Linked DNA regions of Homo sapiens: region 1 is linked to region 2. Evidence: chromatin loops called from intact Hi-C (ENCODE). Cell type or tissue: OCI-LY7. All regions are shown on one strand. Links, peaks and the distances in the headings refer to the core of each region. The heading gives the core; the rest is flanking DNA.

Region 1 (9,336 bases), core at 643-8,642, 92 kb before region 2:
TTCATTCTTTGTGTTGTACATTCAGTGTGTTTGGATAAATGCATAATGACATGTATCCATCATTATTGTATAGAGTGTAGTTTCACTGCCTTAAAAATCTGTGCTCTGCTTATTTATCCTTCTGTCCCCACTGAGCCCCCAAAAGCCACTGGTCTTTATTGTCTCCATAGTTTTGCCTTTTTCTAAAATGTCATCTAGTTGGAATCACGTAGTATTTTAGGTAGCCTTTTCAAATAGGCTTCTTTCACTTAGTAATATGCATTTACGTCTCCTCTATGGCTTTTCATGGCTTAATAGCTCATTTCTTTTTAACGCTGAATAATATTTCGTTGTCTGGGTGTACCACAGTTTATCCATTCACTTACTGAAGGGCATCTTAGTTGCTTCCAGTATTTGGCAATTATGAATAAGGCTGCTACATAAACATCTGTGTGCAGGTTTTTTTGTGGAGTGCCCCAGTTTTTCATCTTGATGGATTATAGTATTATTTTTTATTCTCCATGAAAGTTTTCTTTTTTTGTAGCAGTTAGGTACATTTTATTGTTTTTATTTTTAAAAGTTGTTTCTAAAAGCAACACTATATCATCCTGTTAAATACCATCATTTTACATTGTCTGATTGAAGAGGTAAGGTGTTGTCGGCTGGGCACGGAGGCTCACGTCTGTAATCCCAGCACTTTGAGAGGCTGAGGCAGGTGGATCACTTGAGGTCAGGAGTTTGAGACCAGTCTGGCCAATGTGGCGAAACCCTGTCTCTACTAAAAGTACAAAAAATAGCCGGGTATGGTGGCATGTGCCTGTAGTCCCAGCTACTTGGGAGGCTGAGGTGGGAGAGCTTGAACCCGGGAGTTGGAGGTTGCAGTGAGCCAAGATCACGCCACTGCACTCCAGTCTGGGTGACAGAGTGAGACTCTGTCTCAAAACAAAAAAAAAAAAAAAAAAAAGAAAGAAAAGATAAAGTGTTAATATTTTTAACATATCCATTTCTTTTATTTATTTATTTATTTTTTTTTTTGTGAGACAGGGTCTTGCTTTGTTGCCCAGGCTGGTCTCAAACTCCTGGGTTCAAGTGCACCTTCCCACCTTGGACTTCCAAAATGCTAGGATTATATGTATGAGCTACTATGTCTGGCCATATTCATTTCTAGATGTTCAAATCATTTGCAAATAATTTTCCTTTAAAACTTTTTAATCTACGAAGTATGCGAGTTTAGAAAACCAGGATATTGCAATGTGCATGTTTTAATAACCCAAAATATTAGTAAATGAATTTATCTTTGAAAATAAGCAATTCCTTTTTTGTTGTTGATTGGGTATTTAATGAAATTAAATAGTTATCTTTCTTAGGTGTGATCATGGAATGGTGGTTATTTTTTTCTGTTTCATTTTTTGTTTTTTTAAATTATGGTCAAAAGCACATAAAATTTGCTATCTTAACCATTTTTAAGCATATAGTATAGTAGTATTAACTATTTTATGCACTTTGTGCAGCAACAAAGATCTGTGCAGCAGATCTCTAGAACTTCTTCATCCTGCAAAGTCGAAACTCTACCCATTGAACGACTCCTCATTTCCTCCTGCCCCTGGCCCTTGGTGACCACATTCTGCTTTCTGTTTCCATTAGACTGCTTTATACTTCATATAAGTGGAATCACACAGCATTTGTCTTTTTGTGACTGCCTTATTTCACTTAACATAATGTCACCCATGTAGATTATGACAGGATTTCCTTCTTTTTTAAAGGTGAATAGTATTCCATTGTATGTATATTCCACATTTCCTTTATCCATTCATTAGTCGATGAACATTTAGGTTGCCTCTACCTCTTGGCTATTGTGAATTGTACTACAATGAACATGGGAGTGCAAATATCTCTTTGAGATCTTGCTTTCAATTTTTTTGTATATCCAGAAGTGGGATTGTTGGATCACATGGTAATTCTATTTTTAATTTTTTTAGCAACCTTCATACTGTTTTCCAAAGTGGCTTTACCCTTTTACATTCCCACCAACAATACACAAGGGTTTCAATTTTTCCACATCCCCGTCTGCACTTCTTTTCTTTTTTTTTTTTTAAGAGTGACCATTCTCACGGGCGTGAGCTGATACCTTGTTTTAGTTTTTATTCACTTTCCTGATGATTAGTGGTGTTGAACATCTTTTCATATGCTTTTTGGCCATTTGTATATCTTCTTTGGAGAAAGTTCCTTCTTGATTTGTTGTTTCAGATTGATATTTATTCAACAGGGTTATGTGTTATTGTGAGCAGAGTTCCCCTTTCTTAAGAACAGGGTAAACATGTTTGAAGATATTCTTCCAAGAGAGATTTTAATGTATTAACAAGCTTCTGAATTAGTACATCCATTTCAGATGTAGCATAGTATCAGAGTCATAGACTATTATTAGATCTTAGAGCTAGTGCCACAAGTTTTACTCCCTGTCCCCCACTGCTTGAAAATTGGGACTCCTTATTTATTTTAAATCTAGAATGTTGATCAGGCTGCCATCCTATGTACCTTTCATTGGATCCTGTATTTTTTTTTAAAAAAAAGCCATAAAGGATTTTTTTTAGATTACGGGGAAATTTGAAAATGGATTACATATTGGATAGTAGTATTGTATCAATGTTAAATTGTGCTGTATGGGATAGTGTTCTGGTTTTCAGAAAATATAAACTGTAGTGTTTTTTTCAGGCAAAGTCTTGCTTTGTTACCCAGGCTGGAGTGCAGTGGCGTCATCATGGCTCAATGGTTCACTGCAACCTAGCCTTCCTGGCTCAAGCGATCTCCCACCTCAGCCTCCCAAATAGCTGGGCCCACAGGCCTGTGCCACCACACCTGGCTAGTTTTTGTATTTTTTGTAGAGACCAGGTTTCACCATGTTGCCCAGGCTGGTCTCGAACTCCTGGGCTCAAGCAGTCGGCCCACCTTGGCCTCCCAAAGTCCTGGCATTACAGGCGTGAGCCACTATGCCCAGCCAAAACTAAAGCCTTTAGGGTAAAAAGTATCATAATGTCTGTAATTTACTTACAAATGGTTCAGGAAAAAAATGTTTGTATATACATATACAGAAAGCAGGGTTTCTTAATCTCAGCATTATTGATATTTTGGGCTGGATAATTGTGTGGGACTTGGTGTTGCAGGATGTTTAGCAGCATCCATGGGCTCTACCCGTTAGATATCAGTAGCATTCCCCCAGTAGTGACTATCAGATATGTCTCCAGACATTTGTGTGTGTTTTTTTTTTTTTTAAAGAGTGGCCATTCTCATGGGTGTGAGTTGGTATTTCATTGTAGTTTTAATTTCATTTTCCTGATGATAAGTTGTCCTCTGGGGGGCAAAATCATCTACAGTTTAGAATGCCTGATACAGAGAAGGAGAGGGTGGGGGGCGGGGGAGTATTTATGTATATTTAGGAAGAGTGAAAAGGCAAATAAATTAGAACAATGTTAGCAGTTGATAAATATAGGTAGGTATAGGGTATAAGAGTATTCATTGTATTAGTCTTTTAAATTTTCTGTAGGTTTAAACATTTTCAAAATTAGTTTGGGGAAAGTAAATTAGACTGGATTTTATAGTAATTGAGTATGACTGGAAATGTATGAACTCTGTTCAAAGTTACATCTCTTAATAGAAAAATGAGATTTGACAGAGCATATTTGAAGTCAGTGATTAAATAAAGAGTATTAGTTTTCCAGTGCTCCTGTAACGAATTACCACAAATTTAGTGGCTTAAAACAACGCCCATTTGTTTGTACCCTGATCTCAGAGTTTTGTTAACTTAGAAGTCAGGGCACAGTGTGACTCAGCTGTTTCTCTGCTCCAAGTTTCACAAGGTTGAAATCAGTGTCACCAGGGCTGAGTTTCTTTCTAGAGTTTTGGGAATGATTCGGCTTCCAGATTCTTTCCAGTTGTCAGAATTCAGTTACATGTGGTTGCAGGACTGAGTCTCCATTTCCTTGCTGGCTGCTGGCTGAGGATTGTTCTCAGCCTCTAGAGGCCACCTGCATTTCATGGTTCATGGTTCATGGTTCATGTTTCCCTTTCTCCAACTTCAAAGCCAGCAACTATGGGTGGAGTCCTTTGTTTCACATCTCTCTGCCTCCCTCTTCTGCCTCATCTTACTAACTCCTCTGCCTTCCTCTTCTGCTTTTAAGAGCTCGTATGATTGCGTTGGATCCACTCAGATAATCCAGGATAATCTCTATTTTAAAGTCATCTGAGTAGTAACCTTAGTTCCACTTGCAAAGTCCCTCCTTCACAGCAGTACTTGGATTAGTATTTGAAATAACCAGAGGGTGGAAATGTTGGTGGATATCTATAGAATTCTGCCTCCACAGGAAGATATAATTGAATTCTAATAGTAAAAAAAAGTAATTATTTCTTAAAATACTTTGTTTCTTTCCTATTAGTATTAGGTTTAACGGTGGTACCAAAGCAAGAGATTTTTATAAGAGAGCTATGATTATATTAATCCTTCTGGCAATAACTATGAAAGGAGTCTTGGATGTTTATTAAAGGAAGGAAAATGAAAATAGCTGCTAACAATTACATTTGGAAATACTTGTTTTTACCATAAACACTATTCTTTTTTGTTTGTTTGTTTGAGACAGGCTCTCCCTCTGTTTCCTAGACTGGAGTGCAGTGGCACAATCATAGCTCACTGCAGCGTCGTCCCAGGCTCAAGCAAGCTATCCTCCCGCCTCCCAAATAACTTTTGAATGCATCATCTCATCTTCATTCTTCTGCTGTTACTGTAATTCACATCTCCTTTTGTCTAATTAGGCCCATTGTAATAGCCCAGTCTAACCCTTTCAGATCTATCCTCCACATTGCTTCCAAAGTAATTTGTTCAGGTCTCCCTTCCTGCTGGTGAAATCCTTCAGTGGCTTCCCATTGCCTTTAGGAGTCTATGCAGAGTTCTGAGCACCGCTCTTCATTTCTTGCCCCTTCCTATATTGTCGTTCCATTCCTGCCACTACCACCTTGTGCACCATTTGCTCTATCAATCCTGAAAAACTTCCAGTTTCCAGACAACATGCTCTCTCTCATGTGTCAACGTGTCCACCCCACCTTTCCTCTTTGCCTTAGAATGTCCTTTCCCCATTTGCTCTCCATACCCATTCATCTGGTTTATTGTCTTTTTTTTACTTGTCCTTTAAGTCTCAACTCAAAGAGGAAGTGACCTTTCAGCAGTCCCTCCTTAATACTCCACAGTATTAGTGTACCTCTTCTGTGACCCAAACTGCGAGTGCATGATACCTGGCATGCTCTTCTCTTAAGCACTTAGAAGACTGAAATGTTGTCAGTGGTTTCCATATCCTTCTTCCATCCCAGACTGTGATCTCTTTGAGAGCTAAAATGTCAGTTTTCTCTGTCTTTTGTGGCTAGGGCAGAGCAGATGAGGAAAAAATATTTGTTGAATGAAATGAATCAGCATACATAATTGTAAAGATACAGAGTTTTATAGAACTGATTAGATAAACTAATTCCTTATCTGAAAGAATGTGTACACAGCAAGTCAAATAGTATAGATGAGCTTATGATACAAACTATGTTTCTCCTTCCACTTCATCCTGCCCCTAGCTTTATTCCCTAAAGGTAGCCTCTCTTTAACCATTTATATTTTTGGATTTCCTGGTTACTATGCCTCTTACTTCTATAGCTATATCTCTAAAGAAAACTGTACACATCCTGGGAGGTTCATAAGATTCTTAATTTGAGTACTGAAAGAAATTATTGCTGGGCACAGTGGCTCATGCTTGTAATCCTAGCACTTTGGGAGGCCGAGGTGGGTAGATCACCTGAGGTCAGAAGTTCGAGACCAACCTGGCCAACATGGTAAAACCCCGTCTCTACTAAAAATACAAAAAAATTAGCTAGGTGTGGTGGTGGGTGCCTGTAATCTCAGCTACTCAGAAGGCTGAGGCAGGAGAATTGCTTGAACCCGGGAGGTGGAGGTTGCAGTGAGCTGAGATTGCGCCATTGCACTCCAGCCTGGGCAACAAGAGCGAAACTCTGTCTCAAAAAAAAAGAATTATTTGAAATTTTATTTATTGTATACATTTTGGAAAGTATATTAACTTTATTAAGTTTTTTAAGTTCCCCAAATACTTCCTGAAGGAAGGTGAAGTTCTAATTTTGGGGGTGGGAGTGGGAGGGTAGAGAAGTGGGTAAGAAGAATGTCAAATCGTTGGTTCTTTATTTGTATGCTGCTTTAAAAAAATGAAGTTAACTAATCCCAGTACTTTGAGAGGCTGAAGTGGGTGGATCACCTGAGGTCAGGAGTTCGAGACCAGCCAGGCCAATATGGTGAAACCCCATCTCTACTAAAAATACAAAAAATTAGCCGGGTATGGTGGTGGTCATCTGTAATCCCAGCTACTTGTGAGGCTGAGGCAGGAGAATCGCTTGAACCCGGGAGGTGGAGGCTGCAGTGAGCCAAGATCGCACCATTGCACTCCAGCCTGGGCAACAAGAGTGAAACTCCACCTCAGGGGGGAAAAATATATATATATACACACACATATATATATATACACACACACACATATATATACATATATATGTATATATACATATATATTAAATATAAAAAATATATGTGTATATACATATGTGTATATATACATATACATGTATATATACACATATGTATATATACGTATATATATTAAATACAAAAAAATATAAAATAAATATATATATATGAATATGAAGTTAACTACCTTTTAGCTGGGTGTGGTGGCTCATGCCTGTAATCCCAGCACTTTGGGAGGCTGAGGCAAGAGGATCACTTGAGCTCAAGAGTTCGAGACCAGCCTGGGCAACATAATGAGAACCCGTCTCTATTTTTTAAAGAAAAAAGTTAATTACCTTTTTAAAAAAGTTTTTAAAAATTATTTTTAGTTGACACATAATTGTACATATTTATGGGGTACAATGTGATATTTCAATACATGTTCCATTCCTGCCACCACCACCTCATGTACCATTTGCTCTAGCAATCCTGAAAAACTTCCAGTTTTCCAGACAACATGCTGTCTCATGTGTCAACATGTCTACCCTACCTTTCCTCTTTGCCTTGGAATGTCCCTCCCACTTTCTGTCAGCTACACTTTTACTTTTATACTGCCAAAGTTGATAACATTTATATTTTTTCCTATTGTACAACCAAGTCTCCATGTAAGTATAATGATCAAATCAGGATAATTAGCACGTCTATCCCCTTAAACTTTTATCATTTCTTTAAACTGGGAACATACAAAATCCTCTCCTAGCTATTTGAAAATATGCAATAAATTATTGTTAACTAGAGTCACTCTACAGTGCTGTAGAATACTAGAACTTATTCCTCCTATCTAGCTGCACTTTTGTGTCGGTTAACCAATCTTTAGCTATTCCTCTGTCCCCCGTACCTTTTCCTACCTCTGGTAACCACCATTCTACTATCTATTTCTATGAGATCAACTGTTTTAGTTTCCACATATGAGTGAAAACATGTGGTATTTATCTTGCTGCGCCTGGCTTGTTTCACTTAACATACTGTCCTGCAGGCTCATCCATATTGCCGTGAAAGACAAGATTTCATTGTTTTCTGTGGCTGAATAGTATTCCATTACTTTGATTGATTCCCTATCTTGGCTATTGTGAATCATGCTGCAGTAAACATGGAAGTACAGCTGTCTCTCCATACTGATTTCCTTTCCTTTGGATAAATACCCAGTAGTGGGATTGCTGCATTATATGGTAATTCTGTTTGTAGTTTTTTTGAAGAACCTCCATAATCTTTCCCATAATGGCTGTACTAATTTATATTCCCACCAACTGTGTATAAGAGTTCCCTTTTCTCTGCATCTTTGCCAGTATTTGTTATTTTTTGTCTTTTTGGTAATAGCCATTCTAACTGGGGTGAGATGATAGCTCATTGTAGTTTTGATTTGCATTTCCCTGATGATTTTCTTATCCTTGTTTTGACCATTTGTATGTCTTCTTTTGAGAAATGTCTGTTCAGATCATTTGCCCAGCTTATATACTTTTAAAAAATATCTTAAAATGTTTATTTTTGTATAAGAATAACTGATGATTTTCTGTATTTTGATGTATTATTATAAGTATTTCCCCGCCTTGAAAAATGCATTCAAAATTATTCTTACATACTTAAAACTTTTATTTTTGTGTAAGTTACTATATACATATAATAGATGAGTATAGTCGTAGTTTTACATAGAATAGAAATAACTAAATATAATTATATCAGGGATTTGTGCTTATTACTATTTTCCTGAAAGGATTGCATTATCAAAAAAATTTGGAGATCACTGCTCTACATAATAGACTTTTATGTCTGTGTGGTTTTTTTTTTTTTTTTTTGAGACAGGGTCTCACTCTGTCACCCAGGCTGGAGTACAGTGGCACAGTCTCAGCTCACTGCCGCTTCAACATCGCAGGCTCGGGAGATCCTCCCACCTCAGCCTCCCAAGTAGTTGGGACCATAGACAAGTGCCACCAGGCTTGGCCAATTTTTGTATTTTTTTATAGAGGCAGGGTTTCACCATGTTGCCCAGGCTGATCTCAAACTCCTGGGCTCAAGCAATCTGCCTGCCTCAGCCCCCAAAGTACTGGGACTACAGGCATGAGCCATCGGGCCCAGCCTACCTCTGTTTCTTGATTTATCAAGTTTAGTTAATATTTGCTAACTTGGTGTTAAAAAATGAATATTTAGTTTTCTCACATCATTATCCCTCTCCATTGTTTGATAGTTGTAATTTTAATTTAACTTATTCTGTTGCTTAACTTGGTAACCTCAGAAATAACAACTGTTTCTTATTTTATCCGCTTTTGACAGTCTTTCTTGACTCTCCCCTTTTTTAGAAGGGACATGAGAACATGTGCTCCTTTTTCTACCTGTTTTTTCCTCTCTTCTACTTCCCACTTTCTGTCAGCTACTTTTAATTTTACACTGCCAAAGTTGATAACATTTATATTTTTTCCTTTTATACAACCAAGTCTCCATATAAGTTGAATTTTGAATATGAGAACTATAAATAATATTATATTATTATGACTTGTTAATTCTTCCATAAAGGAAAATCTCCCTTATAAACCTGAAACCCATTGTCTGCAGCTTATAGTTATTTTCCTTTTATTATAGGAAGCACGTAGAATTAACAGACCTCAACAATTGCCCCTTGTTATTTAGCACATTACTACAAGGATTTGTCCCTTCCCAGAAGCTAGACCATATTTCTGCCAATAGGGAAAAGAACATGTGATGTTTGTAAATTCCCTATTAAAAAGTCCCTTGTATTTAGAAATCATGCTTGTTTGCTTTTTGAC
Region 2 (9,336 bases), core at 562-8,561:
TTCCCCCACCTCAGCCTCCCAAAGTGCTGGGATTGTAGGCATGAGCCACCACTGCCCGGCCAATCTTAAATCATAGTAGCACTTCTGGTGGCCTTCATGTCTTATGCTACACTCTCTTATATTTTGTGATATTTCTTGTAATCCTGGGACAGGCAGTATCACTGTTAGGATTAGCTCATTCCTGTGAAGCAAGAAAGAGACTAAGGGTTAAAGCCAACTTAGAAAAGACAAGCCAGCAATAAAACATTTGATTTCAGTTAAATATTTATTGTCTGCTTACTGCACTGTGCTTGAGCCTGGGGATACAGAGATGAGAGGTATCCCTGCCCTGAAGATGCTTACAGACTAGTAGGGGATATGGAAAAATAAAAAGGAGGAGCACATAAGTGAGACTGGGATTAGGGTTGCTAGATGTAGCAAATAAAAATAAGGATGCTCAGTTACATTTGAATTTAAAATAAACTAGGACTACCTTGAGTATAAGTATATCCCAAATATTGCCAATAAACAACAATAATTTTTCAGCATAAGTGTATCCTAAGCAGTATTTTGCTCGGCAACCCTAATGAAGAAGGTCCCAGAAGGCTTTCTGGAAAAGGTTACATCTGAGCTGAATTTTGATGAATGAGCATTGCAGACAGAAGGAGGCATGTGCAAAGCTACAAACATGAGAAATAATGCTACATTCCAGGCATAGCATAGCTAGAGCAGAGAAGATGAACGGCAGTTTGCAGAGGTGAAGGAAGCAGGGTCAAACTCATAACAGACCTTGTATCTCATGGTAAGGAGTTCGCCTTTTACCTTCAGAGCAGTAGAGAGTCAGTAGAAGTTTTTAAGCAGGGAAGTGACTGATCCGATTTATGTTTTAGAAAAATTTTGCTACTTGTAGTGGAGAGGGTGGATTAGACAGGAGACAGCACAAGCAGGGGGATCTGTTTTATGGCAGTTGTAATAATCCAGGCACAAGTGACGAGGGTTTAAACTATGGCATTGACAATGGGAATGGAAGGGATGAAACAGCCTCAAAGGATATGAAGGAAATAATTTGATTGCCAGCAATTGGTGACCAGTTGAGTTTGGGGAAATTGGGAAGAACAAGAAATTTAGGACAACTCACTGCTTCCTCCCTCGGTGCCTAGGTGGTTGATGGCACCTTCCACTGAGGCAGGCCATGAAGGAGGACAACCTTGGGACAGAGGAGGGAAGGGTGTGATGGGTTCAGTCTTTGATAGATTGAGTGTGAATTGCTTTTAGGTTATCCAAATCGAGGCAAGAGATGTTCAGGGAGCACTTGGATATTTAATTCACGAAAAAGGCCTAGGCTGGGATAGAGCCAGGATTCCTCAGAGCTGTGGGAATGTCACTGATGATGGTATACAGAGAACACAAGGAAAATGGAACAAAACCCTGGAAAACACTAATACTTAAGATGGTGAGAAAGGAAGAGAATTCCATAAAGAACACTCATAAAGAGTTGCCAGACAGGTGGTTCACTTGAGCTCAAGAGTGCAAGATCAGCCTGAGCAATATGGCGAAACCTCGTCTCTACAAAAAATACAAAACTTAGCCGGGTGTGGTAGTGCGTGCCTATAGTCCCAGCTACTTGGGAGGCCGAGGTGGGAGGATCACCCGAGCCCAGGGAGGTCGAGGCTACAGTGAGGCATAACGCCACTGCACTCCAGACTGGGCGGCAGAGTGAGACCCTGTCTCAAAAAAGATTGAAAAGAGTTGCTAGAGAAGGAGGAGGAAAATATGAAGAGAGAAGCCATAGGAAAGAGTTTTAAAACAGTGTGGTCAACCAGGACAAATGCTGAAGGAGGTTAAATAATATAAGGACTAAAATTTGCAAGTCAGAGATCATTGTTAAAACTGTTATGAGTATTGGCTGAGCGCAGCAGCTCACGCCTGTAATCCCAGCACATTGGGAGGCCAAGGTGGGTGGATCACTTGAGGCCAAGAGTTAGAGACCAGCCTGGGCAACATGACAAAAACCCGTCTCTACTAGAAATACAAAATTTGGCCATGCCTGGTTGTTCTTGCCTGCAATCCCAGCTACCCGGGAGGCTGAGGCACAAGAATTGCCGGAACCCAGGAGGCAGAGGTTGCAGTGAGCCGAGATCACGCCATTGCACTCCAGCCTGGGTGACAGAGTGAGACCCTGTCTCAAAAAAAAAAAAAAAAAAAAAAAGAGAGAGAGAGAATAGAAAAGCTATTAATATATGATTATCTGAATAGATGCATTTGGCAAAATTCAATCAATTCTTAGCAAACTAAGAATAGGAGGGAACTTTCTTAACCTGATAAAAGACATTTATGAAAAACCCACAGCCAACATCTTATGTAATGGTGAAAGTCTGAATATATAATCACTGATATTAGGATCAAAGCAAGGATATACGTTGTCATTTCTATTCCACATATTACTGAATATCCTAGTCACTGTAATAAGTCAAGAAAAAAAATAAAAGACATAGAGATTGGGAAGGAGGGAGAGAAGGAACTGAATCCACCGATGTTTGATGTAAGTGAGGATTAAGTACCCCCATGCAACCTTATTACTAGGTTGTAATGAAAGCAATTTCTGCTAGACATGTAGACATTTATTCAGTCATAAAACATTTTATTTGCAATAAATATATTTATTTTCAAGCAATCATGAAACATTTCATATAATCTGCCTGTAAACTTATTAAAGTTCTAACCCTGCCTTTTTTTTTCTTTTTTTTGAGATGCAGTCTTGCTCTGTCGCCCACGCTGGAGTGCAGTGGTACAATCTTGGCCCACTACAACCTCCTCCTCCTGGGTTCAAGCAATTCTCCTGTCTCAGCCACCCCAGTAGCTGGGACTAAGGTGCACACCACCATTTTTTTTTTTTTTTTTTTAGTAGAAATTGGGTTTCACCAAGTTGGCCAGGCTGGTCTCGAACTCCTGACCTCAGGTTATCCACCTGCCTTGGCCTCCCAAAGTACTGGGATTATAGGTGTGAGCCACTGTGTCCGGCCCCCAAGTCTGCCTTTTTAAGTGCTCTATCAACTTGCATGAAAGATTTAGTCAAGACAAAACCAATGATACTTCAAAGGCAGGCTTGTGTTTCCTTATAATTAGCATCAGGCCACTAGAAATTCTGAACCAATAATTCTCAGTACGTGGTCTCTTAGGCCAGCGTGGGCACTTAAAATTAATGCATATTTTCAGCCTAATCCAAGACCTACTGAGTCCAGAAACTCTGAGACAGGTCCAGCAAACTGTGTTTTCATCAGCCCTCCGTGCAATCTGAAGCTCTCTAAAGTTTGAGAACCTCTAACTGTAAAACTGTTAGCTCCAGGTACCTCCCTAAAGGTAAAGATTATAGCCTCAACTAGTTCTTAAAACCTCTTCATTAAAAGGTATGGAATATCTCATATTTCAGCCAATCCACAACACATATCTTAGATACCTTTAATTTTACCAGTTATCATTCATTTGTAATATTTATCCATCCATTTATCATGCTATTTAACAAACCACAGGCCGGGTGCAGTGGCTTATGCCTGTAATCTCAGCACTTTGGGAGACCAAGGCAGGCAGATTGCCTGAGGCCAGTAGCTTGAGACCAGCCTTGGCAACAAATTGACACACCATCTCTACTAAAAATAAAAAATTAGCCAGGGTGGTGGCATGCACCTATAATCCTAGCTACTTAGGAAGCTGAGGTGGGAGGATTGCTTGAGCCCAGGAGGTCAAGGCTGCAGTGAGCTGTGATCATGCCACTGCACTTCCAGCCTGGGCGACAGAGTGAGACCCTGTCTCGAGAAAATGACAAATTTCACCAATAAAAGCCAGATTTCCTAATTAACAAGTCTCAGAAATTGACCAATCTTGATCAAAGTAAGGAGATAAGGAATATAGAAGCGCTTGGAGTAGCTGCCTCGAGCATTGGCTTCCTGATTACAGCTCTAGCCAAGCACCTGTGCATTCCTGATTTGGATATGAGAGACATCTGGACTATAACTTACACACATATATTAAACTGTGTGTGCTGAGGAATTCTAAAATAAATTGCAGACTCTATTATAACCGAAGGAAGGAAAGAGTGGAGAGGATGTGTGTGTTGCGGGCAGGGGGGAGAGAGATTTGAGCACTTTTAATGGCTGAGAGAGAGAGAGGATGAGAACGCGAACATGAAGTGCAAGTCTAGAAAATGGTGAAGATTTAGTATCGTTGATACGGGGAACGGGAGAGGGTGTTGACGAGAGACGTGGAAGATTTTCAGGCATTGTTAACCCAACTCAGCTATTTTTTTTCCTTAGGAAAAATTGATGAGTTTGTCTGAAATACATTTTTAGAACACACATCTTAGAAAATTACTTAAAACCTGGTAGTATACATCTGTTCATTGTTATTGCCCCCTTGTGGTATAGTTTCCATAGTTGATGAAATTATTCATTCAACTCGGGTGGGTTTCGTCAAATAAGACTAAAGAGTGCCATCTCCTGGTTTGATGAGGTATGTGCAGGCAAGAGAGGCATTTAGGAGAATCACCGGAGTAAAGAACAATCTTAGGACAGGAAAAACCTTTGATGTTTTCGCTGATCATCCTATGGTAAAGTGAAACATTCTCTATAATTTCTGTGTCTTTTTATTTAGAATATCGTTTTACTGACAGTAATTACAGTTTGTGTCTGTGGCTGTGCCTGAAAAACAACAAAACAAAACAAAACAGTACGTGGCCAACCATCCTTTCTATACAAGCATGTGGGAAATTTGCTTTTGGTTTTTGATGTAAGCCACAAGTGGAAGAGCCTGCTCATTGTAACTGCCTCTTTGATGAAGGGTTGGCTTGAGATTTTTTCTTAGAACTAGAATTTGTCTTGTAGCTGAATGCCAGACTAGTCTTTACTGCTTCCCAATAAGTTTACTAATGAGCTACCTGGTTTGTGCTTTAAAAAAAAAAAGTATTAAATATTATAGAAAAGTATGCACTTTAATCCTCAATGAGATTTTAAAGCCAAAGCCACTATTTATGTTGGTTATTTAATAAACATTTACGGAACACTTAAATACCAAACTGTGCTGTGTGCTAGAGAGGAGGGGAGGTTTGAAGATGAATGTAACCAAGTATCTGCCTTCAAATCATCCAGCTTTCCACAAGGGAAGATAACTTGGACACAAATAATGTTAGATTTCAGAATATACAGAAAGAAGGGAGGAAGAAAATAGTGTCAGGAAAGAAATATAAACTCCCAAGATGATTATTGAAAGATGGTTGTGGAAAGAGTCATGTTTAAATCCTGACATTGAACAGAGTTAAGATGAAGTGTTTCTTAAGATTCAGGAGCCCAAGATCAGGACAGTGGAAGGATATCACTCTTTAAGTCCGATCCCATGAATTGTTCATGACAGAGGGCCCTACTTCCGGATAAAAACCCAGCATACACTTCATTCATCCATTTGGCAAGTGCTTTTTTATCTGTATTTGATTATGCGTCAGGCATTGTACAAAGTCCTCAGGAAATAAGGATGAAAGTCCTAGCCCTGTTGTGAGTTGCTTGTATGGAGGGAATGACCAGAGACACCTTTAGTGGGTGCACTCGGGAGGGGTATCTGACACAGTCGGTGCTAAACCTGCTCTGCATGCTCCTCTCCAACATAAATAATCCTGGTTCTGTTACTTTAGTGGTTAAAAGAACAGGCTCTGGAGGCAGACTATCTGGGCTCAGGTTCCAACTCTGCCATTAACCTGCTCTCTGTAAATTTCTTACCCTCTTCTTAACCTCTCTTGCCTCAGTTTCTTTATCAATAAAATGGAGATAATGGTAATACCTATTCCATAGGGAGATTTTGAGAATTTAAGATATATACATGCAAATCTCATAGAACAGTATTGGCATATAAAAAACAATATGACAGCCGGGCACGGTGGCTCACTCCTGTAATCCCAAGCACTTTGGGAGGCCAAGGCAGGCAGATCGCCTGAGGTCAGGAGTTCCAGACCAGCCTAGCTAACATGGTGAAACCCCATCTCTACTAAAAATACAAAAATTAGCTGGGCGTGATGGCAGGTTCCTATAATCCTAGCTATTCGGGAGACTGAGGCAGGAGAATCACTTGAACTGGGGAGGTGGAGTTTGCAGTAAGCCAAGACCACGCCACTGCACTCCAGCCTGGGTGACAAAAGCGAAACTCCATCTCAGAAAAAAAAAAAAAAAACAATATGACAAACGCTGTGTAGCTACCACCTTCTTAACAAATCTTAACCTTTTGCCATATTTGCTTCATTTTTAAAAAGAAGTAAAACATTACAGGTATAGTTGAAGCTCTCTTATCCTGCCTGATATTCTCCTTCCTCCCTCTTTAGAGGAATCACCATCTTGAATTTGGTATGAGTTTTTGCCATGATGTTTTTCTACTTTCACTGCATGTGGCAGGGGTACATAAATACTATGTTTATGTTTGCATATATCTAAACTTTAATAAATGGTACTAAACTGCTCACGTCATTCTGAAATTGTTTCTATTTCACATTATGTTGATATGTCTGGGCCTATTTATTTCATTTTAATGACTGCATAGTATTTCGTACTATGAATATACCACTTTATTCAACCATTCTCCTGTTGAGGGGCATTAACGTTCTTACCCATTTTCCACTCTCACAAACTGCATCTGGATGGCAAATCTCCCAGTACTGCACCTAGATGGCATGCTGCAGTCCTTCCAAGACTGTACCCTGGCCTGCATCACATCTTGTCTTATCTTGTCTTTTCTCTTCTTTTCCTTTTCTTTTTTTCCTTCCTTAAAACTAATCTCTCAAGACCTGGCGCAGTGGTTCACGCCTGTAATCCCAGCACTTTGGGAGGCCAAGGCGGGTGGATAACCTGAGGTCAAAAGTTCGAGCCCAGCCTGACCAACATGGAGAAACCCCATCTCTACTAAAAATACAAAATTACCTGGGCTTGGTGGTGGACACCTGTAATCCCAGCTACTTGGGAGGCCGAGGCAGGAGAATCGCTTGATCCCAGGAGGAGGAGGTTGCAGTGAGCCGAGATCGTGCCATTGCACTCCAGCCTGGGCAACAAGAGGAAACTCCGTCTCAAAAAATAATAATAATAATAAATAATAGTAAATAAACTAATCTTTTATAGAGTTATTGGCCTGCTTTCTTTGGAAGGAAACATTTTTGGTTATTGATTCAATTTTTATATGTATTAATCTAATTCAGCTTTTTTGTTTGTTCCTGTATGACTTTCTATTATGTATATTTTTCTAGAAAAATTGTTTATTTCAAATGTATTACCATAAATTGTTTCTATTTTTTTGCCACCACTACTCTTTTCTTTCCTAATAATGTTTGTTTCTCCTCTTTTTCTCATAATCAGTCTTGCTAAAAGTGTATCTTTTTTGGTAAAGTTTTCAAAGAGCTACCTTTTTATTTTTATTTATTTATTTATTTTGAGACAGGGTCTCACTCTGTCACTCAGGCTGGAGTGCAGTGGCACAATCACATTTCACTGCAGCCTTGACCTCCAGGGCTCAAGCCATCCTCCCACCTCAGCCTTCCGAGTAGCTAGGACACAGGTGTGCATCCACACCTGGCTAATTTTTGTATTTTTTGTAGATACAAAGTTTTGCCATGTTGTCCAGTCTGGTCTGGAACTCCTGGACTCAAGTGATTCACCCTCCTCAGCCTCCCAAAGTGCTGGGGATTATCGACGTGAGCCACCACACCTGGCCTGATTTTTTTTCCATTTATTTCTTCATTTATTATTTCTTTTCTCCTACTTATTTTGAGAGTTTATTTTCATTATTGTTGGGTTTTCTTTTTTTTTTCTTAGAGACAGAGTCTCACTTTGTTGCCCAGGCTGGAGTACAATGGCATGATCGTGGCAGCCTCAACCTCATGGGTTCAAGGGATCCTCCTTCCTCACCCTCCTGAGTAGCTGGGACTACAGGCACACACCACCATGCCTGGCTAATTTAAAAAAAAAAAAATTTTTAGATATGAGGTCTCACTATGTTGCCTAGGCTGGTCTTAAACTTCTGGCCTCAAGCAGTCCTCCTGCCCTGATCTCCCAAAGTGCTGGGATTACAGTTGTGAGCCACTGAGCCGGTCTGTTGGGTTTTTTTTGTTTGTTTGTTTGGTTGGTTGGTTGGTTTTTTTAAGTCTCTTTAGTTGAGCGATTATTTATATTCAGTATCTTGGTTTTTTCGTCATTGCGTTTAAATTTGGAAATTGCTATAATTTTCACTGTAAGAACTGCTTTGGCTGCCTCCCACAAGTTTTGATATATACACTTGCATTGTTGTTCACTTCTAAATATTTCTGCATTTCCATGGTAATTTCTACTTTAACCCACAAATTATTTAGGAATATGCTTTTTAGTTTCCAAACATATGTTTGTTTTTTTGTTTTACTTTTTACTTTTTAAAAAAATTGTACAGTTTTTTGGTCTTTTTTTTTCTCTTTTCTTTTGCAATGGGCCATGTTTGAGCTATGGGACTTCAACTTGACTTTTTTTCTTCCACTTATTTTTTATTTATATGTGGTCAGAGAATGTGGTCTATATGATATGACTTCCTTGGAAACCCTAAACCATACCTACAGGAGCTTTCACTCAAGCTCCTCCTAATGAGGCCTCAGACTTCCCATCACCTTTGCATCAAGGAAGAAACATGCCAATGAAATTGCGGGCCATCTGCTACCAAGCAGATATGCCTAACAGATGGTTCTGCATTTTCTAAAATATCCCCAGAGGTTGACCAGATGGAAGAAAGGCATTGGGCCTCTCCCAAGTGGCCTCCCAAACTTGAGTTTAAGAACTAGATTGCTTTGCTCCTCTCCTGAAGATGAAACTTAATATTCTTAGCTACAGACAGATCTGAAAGAGAAACCAGGTCATAGCCAAGGGCTTGTCCAGGAACTTCTCCACTACTACTAGCTGAAGGGCAACAGTGCCTTGGTGTTGACACTTAACTCTGCACATGGGCAGGGCTCTTGATCTCTATCAGGACTGCCCATATCCTCCAAGCAAACTGTAAGGAGTATTGGTAGGAGGGTACAGGAGGCAGGCCTGAGGAGCCTGTGCCATTCTGAGCAATATACAATAGTCATTAAGAGAGTGGGCTCTGGAGCCAAACTGACTGGGCTAGAATCCTGGCTTTATTATTTTGTAGTTGTGAACAAATTACATAACAGATATTTCTGTTTCTGTTTTCTTATCTTTTAATGGATATTAGGTTCCACCTCCCAGGGTTGTTGTCATGGTAATAAATGTATAGTGCTAGGAACAATGCCTGACACATAAGAAGCACCTACTATCAGGTATTATATTAACAGTTTTTATTGGCAGGCACAGT

What was found. Hi-C counts contacts between places; a loop is a spot of excess contacts. Peaks named below come from ENCODE experiments on the same cell type or tissue, not always from the same donor. Only the 100,000 strongest peaks of a DNase experiment are listed, where the experiment ranks them.
Region 1: it touches region 2 in a loop (5-fold over the local background); 76 of 110 quality-filtered maps call a loop at or near these places.

What each region holds. Positions count from the first base shown.
Region 1 is chr1:92,945,978-92,955,313 of GRCh38, reverse strand. The region is part of intron 1 of DIPK1A (divergent protein kinase domain 1A); the gene reads left to right. Among named protein-coding and RNA genes, the nearest start is that of DIPK1A, 11 kb to the left of the region's middle. RefSeq lists silencers at 623-806, 5,108-5,402 and enhancers at 3,892-3,981, 5,387-5,446. In OCI-LY7, for the core only: CTCF peaks have their summits at 3,129, 3,346 (motif pointing right), 3,907 and 4,107 (motif pointing left); DNase peaks (open chromatin) are centred at 1,573, 2,768, 4,043, 5,223 and 2 weaker places; H3K4me3 peaks cover 5,778 bases; H3K27ac peaks cover 6,826 bases.
Region 2 is chr1:92,854,174-92,863,509 of GRCh38, reverse strand. All of the region lies in intron 2 of DIPK1A (divergent protein kinase domain 1A), which reads left to right. Among named protein-coding and RNA genes, the nearest start is that of SNORA66, 18 kb to the right of the region's middle. In OCI-LY7, for the core only: a CTCF peak has its summit at 4,425 (motif pointing left); a DNase peak (open chromatin) is centred at 4,429; H3K4me3 peaks cover 822 bases; H3K27ac peaks cover 1,424 bases.